Linked DNA regions of Mus musculus: region 2 is linked to region 1. The links are chromatin loops, found by intact Hi-C in ENCODE. Cell type or tissue: heart. All regions are shown on one strand. Each heading gives the region's core, and the rest is flanking DNA. Links, peaks and the distances in the headings are about the cores only.

The links. A loop is a pair of places that touch in the nucleus more often than their neighbours do. Peaks named below come from ENCODE experiments on the same cell type or tissue, not always from the same donor. Only the 100,000 strongest peaks of a DNase experiment are listed, where the experiment ranks them.
Region 2: it touches region 1 in a loop (2.7-fold over the local background); 1 of 42 quality-filtered maps calls a loop at or near these places.

What each region holds. Positions count from the first base shown.
Region 1 is chr19:5,105,032-5,112,648 of GRCm38, forward strand. It overlaps Rab1b (RAB1B, member RAS oncogene family), which reads right to left and starts at 1,965. Exons shown (of 6, transcript NM_029576.3): 1 at 1,894-1,965; 2 at 147-219. The coding sequence starts at 1,907. It overlaps Klc2 (kinesin light chain 2), which reads right to left. Exons shown (of 16, transcript NM_008451.3): 6 at 6,795-6,882; 7 at 6,588-6,689; 8 at 6,334-6,507; 9 at 6,107-6,206; 10 at 5,336-5,385; 11 at 5,166-5,233; 12 at 4,702-4,810; 13 at 4,462-4,611; 14 at 4,270-4,394; 15 at 4,072-4,129; 16 at 2,715-3,657. The coding sequence ends at 3,574. In heart, for the core only: CTCF peaks have their summits at 3,361 and 5,198; DNase peaks (open chromatin) are centred at 1,350, 2,040, 3,180, 5,205 and 1 weaker place; H3K4me3 peaks cover 1,626 bases; H3K27ac peaks cover 2,883 bases.
Region 2 is chr19:5,361,808-5,369,424 of GRCm38, forward strand. Banf1 (BAF nuclear assembly factor 1) reads right to left here and starts at 5,069. Exons shown (of 3, transcript NM_011793.3): 1 at 4,761-5,069; 2 at 4,011-4,149; 3 at 2,826-3,351. The coding sequence starts at 4,133. The coding sequence ends at 3,205. It overlaps Eif1ad (eukaryotic translation initiation factor 1A domain containing), which reads left to right and starts at 5,006. Exons shown (of 6, transcript NM_027236.2): 1 at 5,006-5,403; 2 at 6,251-6,469; 3 at 6,615-6,723; 4 at 6,810-6,918; 5 at 7,088-7,135. The coding sequence starts at 6,383. In heart, for the core only: CTCF peaks have their summits at 4,658 and 5,867 (motif pointing right); DNase peaks (open chromatin) are centred at 3,982 and 4,864; H3K4me3 peaks cover 3,025 bases; H3K27ac peaks cover 2,218 bases.

The DNA of each region.
Region 1 (7,617 bases), core at 949-5,948:
AGGCCTGGGCCCTCGCTGTGGCGGCTCCAGCAGCCTCACTCTTGGTTCTTAGGACTTGCAACTACACTGAGTTCTGAGTTGCCCCTTCTTCCTCCCAGTGGCAGCCTGAACCCCAAGTGGATAATAGAGGGGTGCTTCTTACTCACAGCAAACCGCAGGAGCAGGCACGACTTGCCCACGCCGGAGTCACCAATCAAAAGCAGCTTAAACAGGTAGTCACTGGCGAGAGAAGATGGGAAGGTATGAAGGCAAGCAGGAAGTCCTCCCCTGTCCCTTCCTGCACTAAGCACAGCAGGACTGTAAGGCATACTTCTGCTTGGTCTACTACGGTGCTCACTAGAGCCTTCTACTGTTCTGAAAAAGGGACAAAAGTAAGTAAAAAAAATTGACCCTTATTAGCCCCCAATAAGCTAGCACAGTTTGCTAAGAGATATGTGGTATCATTTGGTAAAAACTAAGAAAATCACATTAGGCCATACAGTATGCCAGTCTAGGACCCAAAAGGGAAACCTGACCCATAAAGTCAAAATAAATATGAAGCTGGAATGGGAGGTGATGAGTGAGTGTGTGAGTGTGTGTATGTGTGTGTGTGTCTGTGTGTGGTGAGGGGAGGACGGTGCTTGCCTCTTGGCAGAGGCAGACAGAATTCTGAGTCCTAGGCCAACCTGGTCTACAGAGTGAGTTTCAGGACAGCCAGGGCTGCAGAGAAACCCTGTCTGAAAAATCCAAAACAAAAAACAAATGTGAAAGAGCCTGAGATGAAGTCACACTAACAGGAGGCAGTCAACAAGTGGCCATGGAAGCAGCCGTCAATACTAAACTGGAACTGACCCTGTGTGAAGCACTTGAAATCACCCTTTACTAAACCCTCACAACAGTGCACACAAGTGGGTGAGTGTTATTTCCAACCACTGAGGAAGCCAGAGGTCACAGAAGGGAGGTGACTTGCCCTAAGCAGTTGAAAACTGTGAGACTGGAAACCAGGCCTGTCAGATTCCAAGCTCTTTGACAGCCAGCCGGTAGCTTCCCCCTCCTAAGCCCACTTCTGAGTTCGAGCCTCCTCAAGGAAATCTGAGGCCTCGAGTTGGGGAAGAAAAAGGAAGTGGAGACAGGGAAGAAGATAACGTGGGTGCAAAACTGCATGCCGGCCATCTACTCCAAAGGGTTTGGGCTTGAGGAATAAAAATTCTACTCCAAGGGAGCAAGCAAACTCCACATTCACCTAAAGTTCTTTGGCAGTGTGACAGGAAGCCAGCTGACAGTGGCACTGAAGGCCCGAGCAAAGGTGAGAGGACAGAAAAGAACAGACCGCCGGGAGCACCATGACAGCACGACCCAAGCAGGGCAAATGGTAGCCTCGGAGGAAAGGATCTGCAGGGGATGTGAATCAAACAGGGACTTGGGGGTCCCCTCTTGTCTTGTTAGCTTCTAGGCCAGCCCTGGGACCGAGGCTCCAGAAGAAAGGCAAAGGCAGAGAGGTTCACAGCCCAACTCAAAGTACTCGACTGTGGAGATCAGAAACTCTAGCGATGGGCTCCAAACCGCCTGCCCTTGGTCAAGCTGTAGGTGGGAAAATTGAAGCTCAGGGAGACCAAATCTGCACGGTCACCTAACCAAAAAGGCCTGTGAGGGCTGGTGCTGCGGGCTCCAAGTGCTGCCCATTCAGGCTGCAGCCTCCGGGCCTCGGGCTGCAGAACTCGGGGTGTTGAGTCGGGGTCCTGGGGATCCCGGGGGGAGGGGCAGGACCCGGATGTAAGGGGGGGGTCAGCGGAAGAGGGACCCGGATGTGGGGGCGCCGCGCAGTTCTGACCAAGGCCAGACAACTTCGGCAAGCATATAGCCCCATAGACAGGATCGAGGCTGCGCCGCACGGCGCGGGCGGGGCTCACTCACTATTCGGGGTTCATGGCGGCAGCGGTGGCCCGCTCGGTCGCTCCCAGTCGGCTCTGCTCCGCCTCCCGTTCCAAGATGGTTGCCACTCCGCCCTAGAGGCCCCGCCCGCGCCGCGCAGGCGCAAATCCTTCCGACTCGGGTTGCGCCGCGCTGCCTTGCGGAACCTGTAGTTTCCATGGATATTCGACTTGCCACTGCTGCGCAGGCGCAACTCAGGGAACAGAGCGGCCGTGCACTCTCCAGAAGCCACCCGCGAACGGCCTTCTGGGGTCTGTAGTCTTCCCAATCACTGAACCGACCCAGCTACAAAAAAATCTTCGTTGGGCTACCTAATCTGCAAGTTTGGATCTTGTTTAGTACCGGGGTAGGTAGGTATACTTCGCCTCTGAGGTGGGCAGCCACTTTTACCCTCTCGGTTCGCAGATTGAAACTAAAAGGTGTAGCGTATTTAGGACCAGAAAATTTTGACTTATTCAGTGTTCTTCGTGGAATGGACACTGCAGCCTTAGTACCAGGATTATATGATCACTAGTATTACATATATGAAAAACCATCTCAGGAAGCTCAGTCCAAGAACGTATTAAGAAGTCATAACAGGCAGAATTGTCTAGAACCCCATAAGGGCATGTGTTAGGTGCAACCCCAAAATCTGTAGCATCCCCCCCAAACAGTTCAGGATAATGGCAGAGTATTAGTTCCAGCCTCGAGGGCAGGGAATGATATGCGTGTGTATCCTGTATCCCTCACTCCCGCAGCCTCTCCCGATTCCACCCGACTCAAGGGATGCTCAGGGGCTCTGGGACTCCTCAAAACAAGCCCGGTTCAGATTCAAATCGTCTTTATTTCTACAGCAACATCTGAAAATAGAGAGTGACTGCCTTACCCAACAAATGGGGTAGCCCCTCCTACTGTGTGGGAGGAAGGGGGACATCAGAAGCTGAGGCAAGGATGGCGTGGCAGGATGGCTCAATGGGCTGTGCCCAGGGTGGGGTCAGGCCATGCCTGGGAGGGGCTGGGGTGGGGGCGGGGTGGGGGAGGACAGTGCATTAAGTCCCCGGAAGCAGCACAGGGCCCTGTGGTGTGAGGGTCTGGGCATTTGCAAGATGGAGTGGAACGAATCCCTCCAAGACCAGGCGAAGAGGTCTAGGGACCCCTTTTGGGAGGCTCTGGTCCCAGAACTTGAAGCTTGGGAGATACCACCACTGGGAACGGGGTGATTTAAGGCCTGGGCGGTACCACTGGATAAGAGAGAGGCAGGTGGTGGCCCGGGAATACCGTGGACTGAGAGGAGGGCTGAGAGGATGACACACGGCCAATAACTTATTTCTCTATATACAGAAGCAACGGCCGGGAGTGGAGGGCAAAGGTGCTGAGGGGACAGCAAGTACTTAGTGTTCTTGGCTTTGGGGCTGGGTAGACAGGCCACCACTCCCACAGGCCCTGAACTCAGGGAAGAAAGGCCCCCTGCTGGAAGAATAAATAAGGAGCAGAGCTGGAGCCGGCAGGACCGTCCTCCAGGGCCATGGCTGAGATGACAAGGGAGGAAGTTACCCTGAGATTGAACAGAAAAGACAGGGGTCCTTGGGAGGGGCAGGCAGGACAAGCAGCAGGCCCATGCGCAGGGCTGGGGGAAGGGACCATGTCGGATGGAGGCTCTGGTGACTGGCTGCCCCTTCAGCTTTAGCCCACCAGGGAGCTTCTTCGAGAGAGGTCCATGGAGCTGGAGCTCAAAGTGCGGCTGTCAGAAAGACCCGTGCCTCCAGGCTGTGGGCAGAGGATGCAGCTTAGTCCTAAACTGTTGGGAGTGAAGGGGGACGTGGGGGGTGGGGGGACGACACACACGCAGCATTCCAGAAGAGGAAGGGATGATAAAAGGGCCAAACTAGGTGCCCTGTGCAAATACAGCCAGTCTAAGACTGGCCAAAGTTAAAGTTTAGCTCACAACCAGGACCTGAGAGCTTCAAGTGGGAACTGGTTGACTGGATCTCTGCCCCAAGGCAAGAGTTTTCCCTTTATCTGACCTCTCCCTCCACTTGTTTCTACCAATCTCCGCCTGAAACCAGAGCAGTGGTTGGCTAAAGACTCACCAGGGGAAGTTGGGTGGGGCCATACACAGTAAAAACAGGGCCCAGAGGCCTGGGTCTAGGCTGCCTAGTACCAGGTGCCCTCCATTCTTACCTGGACTGGCTCTTCCACACTCTTGTTAAGGAAGTTAAGAGAGCTGGCCCTCTTCATCCTGAGAAAAAGGAGGGCCAGGATTTGTTAATATTAGGTGAGATAATAAAGGGATACCAGGTTGGGTCTGGGATGGAGGGCATGATAAAGCAGATCTGGTGACAGTGTTTTCCGAGAGGGATGGGAGGGTCAGCAGCTCACCTAGAGTTAGGGGGCTCCTGTGGGCCCCCTCCCTGCAGCTTCCTCACCAGCATCTCACTGCTGCGTCTCAGAGCATCCCGGAGCTTCCCAAAGGAGCCACTGCGCCGCAGAGAGCCGCTGCCGTCCTGTGGGAAGAACAGTCTCTAGGCCCTGCTTTGTAGTCTTACAGCCCTCCTCAGCCTCCACACTCACCCCACTCCACTCAGCTGCAGGCCCTGACTCCTCCAGGTCCGACTCAGATTGAGGCCCAGCCACATCTCTGCTGCCACGGCGGTGTCCTCGTCCACCACTGCCATCTTTTAACAGTTCTACCACCTTGGTCTGGCTGGCAGGATCCAGGCCCTGAAGGGGGCAGGAAGCATCAGACCTGACTAAAGCACACATGGAGCCTCATAGGTCTCTACTTATCCTCCTCCACCATGAAAGCCCTACCTGTTTGCGGCTGCGGCTGGCACAGTCTTCCAGTGTGTGTGCGGCTTCCAGCTTGCCCTGGCGCCGGTACAGGGCGCCCAAGCTTCGCAGAGTGGTGTTGACTGTGGGACTGTGGACAGATATCACATGGGGGTCTAATATCGAGCAAACAGGCCACGCAGAATCTGCCTTTCCCCACCTGCCTAAGCCTGTGGTAAACCCACTGGTCTCTCCCATTCTGAAAGACCTGGCCTAGCCCTAGATTTCTAGGATGCTGCCACCAGGATCAGAAGCTGGGGACCCAGCAGTGAGTGGGCCAAACTGTCACGGGGCAGATAGTGTTTTGGGTCAGGGCCTTGAGAGGTGAGCTAGCATGAGAGAGGCGTCACAGGAGTGAGGATAGTCTGAGGCCTGGGTCTCCCTCACCAAGGATGCTACTTCCCTGGTACTCATTCTCCTCCTGCCCCAGGCCCATCAGCCCTCACCTGTCAACTTTACAGGCTTTGTACCAGCTGCCATACTCCCCATAGGGGGCGCTGTCCCGGCGCTTATCCTGAGGGAGAGACCAGTCAGTTGAGAGCCGGGAGTAAGCCAGGCTCCTTCCATCCCAGCCTCAGAGCCGCCCTACACCTGCCAGCTGCCCACAGCTGCCCACCTTGCTCTCCTCGCGCTCCTCTGCGTGCATCCAGATGGGCTTGTTCTCTCCTAGAAGGGAAGGACTGTCACCTGCCTGCCACACAGATCTCTCCAATCGGGCTGCACATGGGAGTAATGTCAGGGCTATGTAGGAATGACCCAAACTGGGCTTTGTTGAATAGAAGAACAAGAGGCAAACCCAGAACATCACTGGCCATCCTCTGGACCCAGATGAACCAGCCACATGGAACAGGAGTAATGGGGAAGGCCCTTATACACCTTGGACTAGAGACTGGTGATGGGCCTGAATGATGGGCCAGGGTGAGGAATGGGGATCAGGAAATGGCCAGAAGGTTGTTCCGGGGAAGAAAAGACACTCGGGCCAGCCCTCAAAGTGAATGGAAATTGTCATGTAGAGAAAGAGGAGACTGGGTGTACTGATAGACGCCTTTAATCCCAGTACTCAGAGGCAGAGGCAGGCAGATCTCTGTGAGTTTGAGGCCAGCCTGGTCTACATAGTAAGTTCCAGGACAGCCAGGGCTACATAGTCAGACCTTGTCTCAGAGAGAGACAGAGATAGAGACAGAGAGCAAAAGACTGACTGAGCAGGGGGTTTGTCAATTTGTCTGGCCAGGGCATTGAATTGGGTGGATGGGTTCCTGAAGGTGTGTCTGGGCTTCTGCCAAACTCTAGGCAAGATGGCTTGCAAGGCCAAGTACTGCCCTGGGTACTCCTGGCTGAGTAAGCATGTGTTAAATGAACTGGAGGTACATAGCAACTATGGACTCACCATTGACTGAGCCAAACTCCTTCTCGTGCGCACGGGTAAGGATCTCCTTGTACAGGGTCTCTGCATCCTGGTACTTGCCCTGTTTCAGGTAGCAGGAAGCCTGGATGGCAGAGACAGTGGGTAAGCAGCCTGCAGGGAGCTTAGTTTTCTTTCTCCTTCCTCCTGGACATCAGCCCTCTCCCTCCCTGCCTCCTTCCTTTCCAGCCTCCCGCCCAGCCACAGAGCACCAGGTTGTTCTTGGTCTTCGCCACATTGGGGTCATCAGGACCAAGGCGTGTGGCATAGATCTCCAGGGCTCTCCGGTAGTAGTATTCCACCTCCTCAGCTTTGCCCTGGTTCTGGCACAGCAAGGCCAGGTTGCTGAGCTGCTTGGCCACATCTGGGTGAAACTTGCCCAGGACCTGGTAAGAGTCAGCGGTCGGGTTCAGAGTTGCCCAGATTCTACTGTCTGCCCAGCACTCTTGGCCCTGCCTGCTCCCACCTTCTCCCGGATCTCCAGTGCTCTCTTGCACAGTGGCTCAGCCTCTTTGTACTTGCCCCGTTTGCCGTAGAGAACAGCCAGATTGTTGAGGGTCGCAGCCACCTGGATGTAGGAGAATGGAGGTGTCTTCACTCAGGGCCCTAGCAGGCAGGGGGATCTGGAACTTGTGAGGACTGGAGAGGAACACTTAGGCTAACTCTTACTCACAGCTGGGTGGTCCTTGCCCAGTGTCTTTTCCCGGATAGCCAGGGCATCATTGAGCAGGTGAGCAGCATCCTTGTACTTATTCTGGTCCCTGGGAGCAGGCAGGACATTCAGGAATGTCCTCCAGCCCGAAGCCTGCCCCCAGGGGCCCGTAGTCCCTGCAGGCACTTCTCCTGGGGTCACTGATGAGTGGACACGATAGGAGTGCAACTCAGAGCATGGGAGGCCTGGGCAGCCCTACCCTTGAGAACTCTGAGGACATTAGGCAGTTTACCACACCTCATAGCCAGACCCCTGAGTAACTCAACTTTAAGTGATCCCCAATGCATTGGCTCACGGTCACTTTCTGCCACAGAAACCCTTTCATCCATCATGAGTTCTGGGCCAACTTTCCACCCCACCTGTCTTCCCTTGCTTGTCCTTTTCCTCTCTTCCCAGGGTTTCATGTATCCCAAGGTAGCCTTGAATTAGGTATAAAACCAATTCCCTAAACGAGGAAAATACCTAAAAAAAAAAAAAATTCCCAACTGTCTCACTTCCACTTCCTAAGTGCTTATAGTGTGCACCACCACACCTGGCTTCTAACTCACTTTTTTAATTTTTTGGTTTTTCTAGACAGGGTGTCTCTGTATAGCCCTGGCTGTCCTGGACTCACTCTGTAGACCAGGCTGGCCTCAAACTCAGAAATCCGCCTGCCTCTGCTTCCCCAAGTGCTGGGATTAAAGGTGTGTGCTATCACTGCCTGGCCCAACCTTGTATTAAAACTCTGACAGGTGTATTTCCAGTTGGAGGCCAGCTTTACAGAGGCATGTTCGTCTTTCTGTGC
Region 2 (7,617 bases), core at 1,800-6,799, 260 kb after region 1:
AGCAATGCTGTGCCCCCAAACCTGTCACTAATTCTTTGCAGAAAGCAGTTCTTTGGTGTCCTTTCTAACTTTACTATCTATCTAGGGATCCCTCAGCAAGGATTTACTTCTGAACATGGATGGAAGCAGATCACTGTGTGGGACTGCGATCCTGGCATCCAGGACCTTAAGGCAGAATTGCCGTGAACTTGAGGCTCACAGTGGATCCCAGGCTAGCCAGGCCCACACAGCAAGGCACAAGCATAAAAATACTAAGAGTAAAAAAAGGCAGTTTGTTTTGAGACAGGGTTTCTCTGTGTAGCTCTGGCTGTACTCATTCTGTAGACCACATTAGCCTTGAACTCAGAGATTTACCTGCCTCTGCCTGTACTGGGATCACATGATTTTGTGTCCATGGACCCAGGCTGAGATTGCTCTGAACTACTGGTCTGGTTCACTTTGCCTGCTGTGGCTCACACTTGGAACCACCAGTCTGTCCAGCAGCGTCTCACAGACTAGGCAGCTGTGAGCGGTTCTTAAAGTCCTGGTGTAGGTATTCAGTAGGTATTCAGTCTCTTACAGGCACAGTCCAAAGAATGGAATTGATGGCTCATGGGGTGTGTCAGTTTTGCAAAATAATACTCAGCTGTTTTCCCAGAGTGCTCATAGCAATTTACTCCCACCAACTGGGATCAGTTCCTGTTGCTCCTTTTGCTCAACACTTGATATTGTCTGACTTGAGGTTTTTGCCATTCTGGTAGGCATTAGGGGCATTTGTTTTTCTGATTTCTAATCAATGTGAACCCTTTCCATACGCTTTCTGTGTGTGTGTTTGTTTGTTTTGTCTTTGTTTTTTGTGGGTTTTTTTTTTTTTTTTTTTTTTGGTTTTTCAAGACAGGGTTTCCTCTGTGTAGCCCTGGCTGCCCTGGAACTCACTCTGTAGACCAGGCTGGTCTCGTACTCAGAGATCCGCCTGCCTCTGCCTCCCAAGTGCTGGGATTAAAGGCGTGCGCCACCACTGCCCGGCCTCCCTTGGGGCTGCCTTTCAGCTCCTCTACCACGTTCCCTATTCTGTTGTCCCCTTTGCTTTTTTCACTACTAGGGACTGAACCCATGGGCTCATGAGTGCTAGGCATCCTACCACACAGCTACATCCCCAGCCTGTGTCCCCGTGTGCATATGTATGTGTGTGGTGAGGAGTGGTTCCTTGCCTAATCATGTGGAGACCAGAGGAGGATGTGAGGCATCGTCCTTTAACGTTTTCCACTCCTCTTACTGAGAGGCTCTCACTGAGCCTGAAGCTGTTTCAGCTAGGCTAGCCGGAGAGAACTTCTTGGATTCTCTCTGCCCTGACACAATGGAGTGATGGAACTAAAGGCACAAGCAACCATGCCTGGTTTTAGGTGGGTGCTACGGATTTGAACTTGGGTCCTCTTGCCTTCACAGCAAGCGTTTAGTTCCTGAGCCATCCCTGCAGACCGTTTGCTTCAGGAGATGTACTCTCATGCACCCTAGACTGGCCTGGAACTTGCTTCGTAGCTAAGGATGACCTTGAACTTCAGGTCTGCATGCTCATATCTCCCGAATTAGTGAGTCCAGGGACCACCTCAAGCAATGTTCCAATTGGGCCAAGTCCCAGACACTTCCTAGACTGCAGCTCTGATATGAATTCTGGGTGGGGATTTTATTGATAAGAATATCTTTACCCACGCTGTGTTCATCTCATTACTCAGGTTTTAAATTAAGTTTCTAGTTTTTTTAGACACCATCTTTTCTTTTTTCCTTTCCTTTCTTTTCTTTTTTTGAGGTAGGGTTCTCTATGTAGCCTTAACTGCCCTGGAACTCTGTAGACCAGGCTGGTCTCAAACTCACAGAGATCCTCCTGCCTCTGCCTCCCAAGTGCTGGCATTAAAGGCATGCGCCCCCACGAGGCAGAACAGAGAGAGACCACCCTATTAATTAACCTTCCCTTTATCAAATGACCATGAGAATTGTCTCATCTCACACCCAGTCCCGTACTGCCATCCTTACCTTCCTGGAGAGTAAACATGCAGAAAAGCATTTCATTTGTATAATCAAGCCATTGTTCAATGATACTTTCTGTTGAAGGAATGACTATCAAGCAGGAACCATTGTTACACAGCACTGTACCTGCTCCCCACAACCCTCACCGTATGAAGCTCAAAAAGCATAGCATGGGTTACATGACACAGGAACACAGGCTCCCACACACTTTGAGCTCCAGTGGCTAGTTTCTTGAAAGTTCAAGGGCAAATTAGCTTTCTAAGCTCCAAATCTCTTACCATTCCAAAATAAAAAATGTAATAAGTGCTTACAAAGATACTAGTTTCAGGGTTGGCTCACAATATGAGCTTGAAAACAATAGAAGTAGGATTTGGCTTTCAAGTTTAACCATTTCCTTCCTTTTCTATGGTAGCTTGGCAAACAGCAAAAGTCCCACCCATTCATTCTTGCCAGACGCTAAGAGCACATGCTATGATGACTGGCAGGTGACCTCTTACCCACATCCCATCCACCCGCTTCCTGGTACCTTTGACTCCCACTGACTTTCCACCAGGTGCTGCCTAGACTGACTGCTGACATCTGGAAGCCTTCAGCCTACCTGGCTCCCAGGAGAAAAAAGCCAACCCACACTCTCTCCCACAATGTTTAGGAATTGGGACACCCAGGGCACCTGCCCAGAGCCCACATGGCTAGGGTGGCTCCCTCTTGGGAGGGGAAATAGAAGGCACCAGTTTCGGTCTGCACTGATAACGAATGAAGTAGACGTGTTCAGCCCTGGGAATACACAACTCCCCAGCCTATCTGCTCTCTGACACAGAACACCAAGTATGAAGGCCACTGATTTTATTAATTTAAAAATCTTTTATAAGGACAGTGACTGTTTTTGCCAAAAAAAGGAAAGGAGCCAAAGGGCATCCAACAGATAGTGAGGGAGAAGGGGGCCAGGAATCCATTCAGGAAAGTTGGTAACTGCTGCCACGGAACTGCAGGGGGAGGTGGAAGGGAAAGGCATGCAAGGGAAACGATCCCAGAAAGATTGAAACGCTGAGGGGAGAGAACTCCCCATAGACCCTGGAGTACATAGGAGGTGAGGGTGACAACAGCCATCTTTTCCTTTATGGAGGACAGGGAGGAGCCCTGCCCTGCTGCAGACTCTGGAAACTGTGCTGTGGCTGGGGTATGAGGGATCCCCAGAGAACACTACAAGAAGGCATCACACCATTCTCGAAGGCACCCAAAGCAGTCCCGGGACTGCTTGGCATTGGCACCACATGTATCCTTCAGCCATTCTCGGAAGAGGTCTTCATCTTTCTTTAGCACCAGAAACTGGCCAAGGACCACATAAGCCTGCAGAATAGAAAAGGGCATGTGGCTAAGTGTCTCATGGGCTAAAGCAACAGGACTGTCCACGCTGATACCACTCCGAAGAGGCCAGATCTCTGAAGCTAGGGAGGGTTAGGTGGTAAATACTTCAGAGGGCAAGGCCATTTTTATTTTGATTAAGACAGGGTTTGTTGCCAGGCAGTGGTGGCGCACGACTTTAATCCCAGCACTTGGGAGGCAGAGACAGGCGGATTTCTGAGTTCGAGGCCAGCCTGGTCTACAGAGTGAGTTCCAGGACAGCCAGGGCTACACAGAGAAACCCTGTCTCGAAAAAAAAAAAAAAAGAAAGACAGGGTTTGTTCCTTTGTTGTCAGGGCTGGCATTAAATCCCACGGGAATCCTCTTAGCTCAACTTCCCAAGTGTTAGGGTCATAAGCACAATCCACTATGCCTAGTTTCATTTTCGTGATATTTAAAACACACAAAAGGGCAGGGGACAGTGAGCCACACCTTTAATCCTAGCACTGAGAAGCCCTGTCTCAACAAAACACAAAAATGAAGGAGGCACCATGCCTCCCCAGGTACCCCCCAAACATGTGTGGGCCTCACTCCCAATCTGCGTGGTACCACCTGTTGCCAACCTTCGCTCCTACCCCTCCCTGGCATTTGCAGCCCCCCCACACCTTGTCAAAGCCCCTTTCCTCCAGCCTCTTGCTCAGGACGTCACCAATCCCGGCCAGGCTCCCCACTGGCTTTTCCCCCATGGGCTCTGCCACGAAGTCTCGGTGCTTTTGGGAGGTTGTCATCGTGATCAGGCTTAACCTGGGAATCCCCCCCGCCAAAAAAAAAAAAAAAAAAAAAAGAAAAGTAGGTTAGGGCTGAAGACCACAAGTCCCAAGGGCAATATCCTACCACAGCTACTGTGGCTGCTCCCTTGAGTCCCCCCAACCCATCCCCGGCTATTCGGAAATTTCCACTTTCCGTGGGTCCTGGTTTTGGGTATATTGGATATATCAGCTTGCACTAGCTGGTGGCGCACCTAAGGCAACAGAGCGACTCCCAGACTCAGTAGTCAAGGTCCGCCCTGAAGCCCTCACAGCCCGCGACCCTGGCTACACAGACACTGACCCCGTTGGGAACTAACACGTGGTAGGAACAGCACGCGGCTCTCGCCAGCCTCGCCGCCCTCACTCGGGCTGCCGGCCTCTTCCACGCCTCTCAGGTCCCGCAGGCCCCGCCCTGAGGCCCCGCCCCGCTCCGAGCGCCCCGCCCCCTCCACGCGCCGCCACCCGGACACACCGCGCATCGCCCCTCCCGCAGACTCGGGCTGCCCCGCTGCAAAGGCGCGCCTCCGCGATGGATTCCCCTCCCTCCCGCCTCTGCGCGCCGCCACCGCACGCCAGCCGGAGCACCACTCCGCTTCTCACGCTCACCGGAGGCTCCGGCTCTGGTAACGGCTCCTCGCGCCACTCGGCCGCTCCCGCCCAGACCTCAAGCTACGAGACGGTTCCTCGACTTCCGCTTCCGGGTCGTTTTATGCGCGACCTTCAAAACTAATCCCCAAACTGGGCAGGTCTAGCTACCCGGAGCCATAGAGTTGACGCGCAATCGCCAGCCGCGGCGCCCACGGGGGTCGCTGTTTTCCGGTTCCTCTCAAGAAGCCATCCGGCTTTCGATGGCTTTTGTTTCTCCAGCGGCCCTTCCGGTCTGTGGGATCGAGACCTCCGAGGAGAATGCGTTTTCCTGCCCCGCACTCGGAACTTAGGCTTGCCTCACTTGATGGAGGGAAGAGTTAAAGGGACGGACGAAGAGGGGGCGGGAAATCCGGAGGACCTCTGAGCGCCCCGGAATCGCAATTCCCGGCGCGGTTTCCTCAGGTCTGTCACCTCAGACCGGCAGACGGGAGGGAGGAACAACGGAGGATTGGGGCCGAGCGTCCAGACCGGCGTTACCGTCGGGGCCACCTGCAGGTCACAGTTGTTTGCTCTTTGGTCCCTCGCTGTCGAGGCGCGTCGTGGACGAGCTACTGTCGCCGTCAACCTGGAAAGCGGAGCGTGCTGGTGTGGCGCCGAGCGGGTGAGTTCCGTGGGCAGCTCTCGTGCTGGGCGCCGCGTCGGTCGCTCCGTGCCTGGGATGTGTCGGGAGGCCGTCGTTGTGTGGCTCTCCTGCCTTGGGTGTTGAAGCCTGTGGCGGAACGCAGCTCACCTTAGATTTCGCTCAGAGAGCTTGGCGGGATGACCGATCGGCCTGGGAGGGGGAGGCGTCGCCGTCCTAACAGGACTGAGACGTAGGACTCAGGGCTTGCCCTGTGCTGGGTAGTTTCCGTGATCTCGCCGATTTACTTAGTTTTTCTTTGTTATTGAGAGGGCCGGCCCCGTGCTCCGTGGGTTGGGATTAGTGTTGAGATCGAAGGCTTGAGCCACCCTGACGTCTCAGCTGACACTATAAAACCTGTGTTTCCTGGTTTGGTTTGTTTTTTTTTTAAAGATGTCCCCCATGGGTGGTGTTGTGAGTGCCCTCGGAAGCCAGAAGAGGGCGGTGGATGCCCTTGAATTGGAGTTAAAGGTGGTTGTGAACCATCTGATGTGGGTGCTGGCTCATAGGACATCTCCCTGGCCCTTGAAGGTCCTGCTTGTTTGTTTTTGGTTTACGGTCTCCCTATGTAGACTAGGTTGGCCCAGGACTCAACAAATTTCTGCCTACCTCTCCCTCCCAAGTGCTAAGAATAAAGATATACACCAGCACCTGGCTAAGTCTGTGATTTGTCTTTCAATGATTTCATTCATGTTTTATGTGTATTAGTGTTTTTACCTGCATGTGTGTCTCAAAAGAGGGCGTTGAATCCCCTGTGGCTGGAAACCATACCTGGTTCTCTGCCAGAGCAGCAAGTCCTGCTGTCCCCTAAAGTGCATGTTTTTAACAGGGCGAGGTGGCACTTTTTCGTATAAGGCTGCTTCTCTTGAAAGCAGTCCTGGCTTCTAAGGCTGGCATCCAAATAATTCTGGAAGAAGAACTGACAGTCTGTGCACCCTAACAACCCTGGACAGAAACCAGCATGTCTCAGGCCAGCAAGAGGAAGCATGTGGTGCAGGAGGTGCTGGGGGAGCACATGGTGCCTTCTGACCACCAGCAAATAGTGAAAGTGAGTGCCGCCTGTCTCGGGCTTCCCGTCCTCCTCCCAATGCTCCCATTGCACCGCTGGGTGTGGAAAGGGAAGGCTCAGTGCAGGTCGGAGCATGCTTGATTTAACTGATGAAGTGGCTAGTTCTCGCTTTTTCCTGGACCAGGTCCTCAGGACTCCTGGGAACAATCTGCATGAGGTGGAAACAGCACAGGGGCAGCGCTTCCTGGTGAGCATGCCCTCCAAATACCGCAAGAACATCTGGATCAAGAGAGGTTAGAAGCATCCCTTCACAGTACGGAACCATGGCCTTGACTTCCTTCTCCATAACAGGAGTGGCTTTATCCTTTATCATCTACAGGGGATTTCCTCATTGTTGACCCTATTGAAGAAGGAGAAAAAGTGAAGGCTGAGATCTCTTTTGTGCTCTGCAAGAACCATGTCCGCTCTCTACAGAAGGAGGGTCACTGGTAGGATGGTCTTCCTCAGCCACCCTCTGGCTTCTGGGGAGAGATTATCCTAGCTAGGGAGGGGGAGGGGAAGGAGAAAGTTACGCCGTCCCAGGAGGAACATTTGGAAACAGCTGTTTCACTGAGAGGGTTCTCTCTGCTCTCTAACCTGGCTCTTCTCTTGTCACAGGCCTGAGGCCTTCTCTGAGGTAGCTGAGAAACAGAACAATATGAACAGGTAAGGAGCAAGCCCCCAGCCCAGGGAAGACAAGAAATGCAAGTTCACACCTTGGTGCCTCAAGGAGAAAAGGGAGCCTGCTTTTCTTGTTTAGAGAACTGCGGCACATATAATAGAATGGGTGGTTATGAGTGTGGCAGGAAGGTCACATGTTAAAATGCTGGCTTGGCTACTTAATAAGCAAGTGACTTTAGATGCATTTTTTAGTATCGTAAGAAGGTTCTTAATTGGATGTGATTGGACATGCCCGCAGTTCTAGATCAGGAGTTTGAGACCAGCATGGTCTACTCATAATAGGTTCAAAGCCAACCTAGGGTACAGGAAACCTTTTCTCAAAAACAAACAAGAGTTCATCTAAGACAGAGTTATACAGAGAGTAAGATTGCTTGGTGCAGCAGTCCTCACCTGTGGGTCGAGACCCCTTTGAAGGTCACGTGTCAGATACTTAAATTATTATTCATAAAAGTAGCAAAATTACAGTT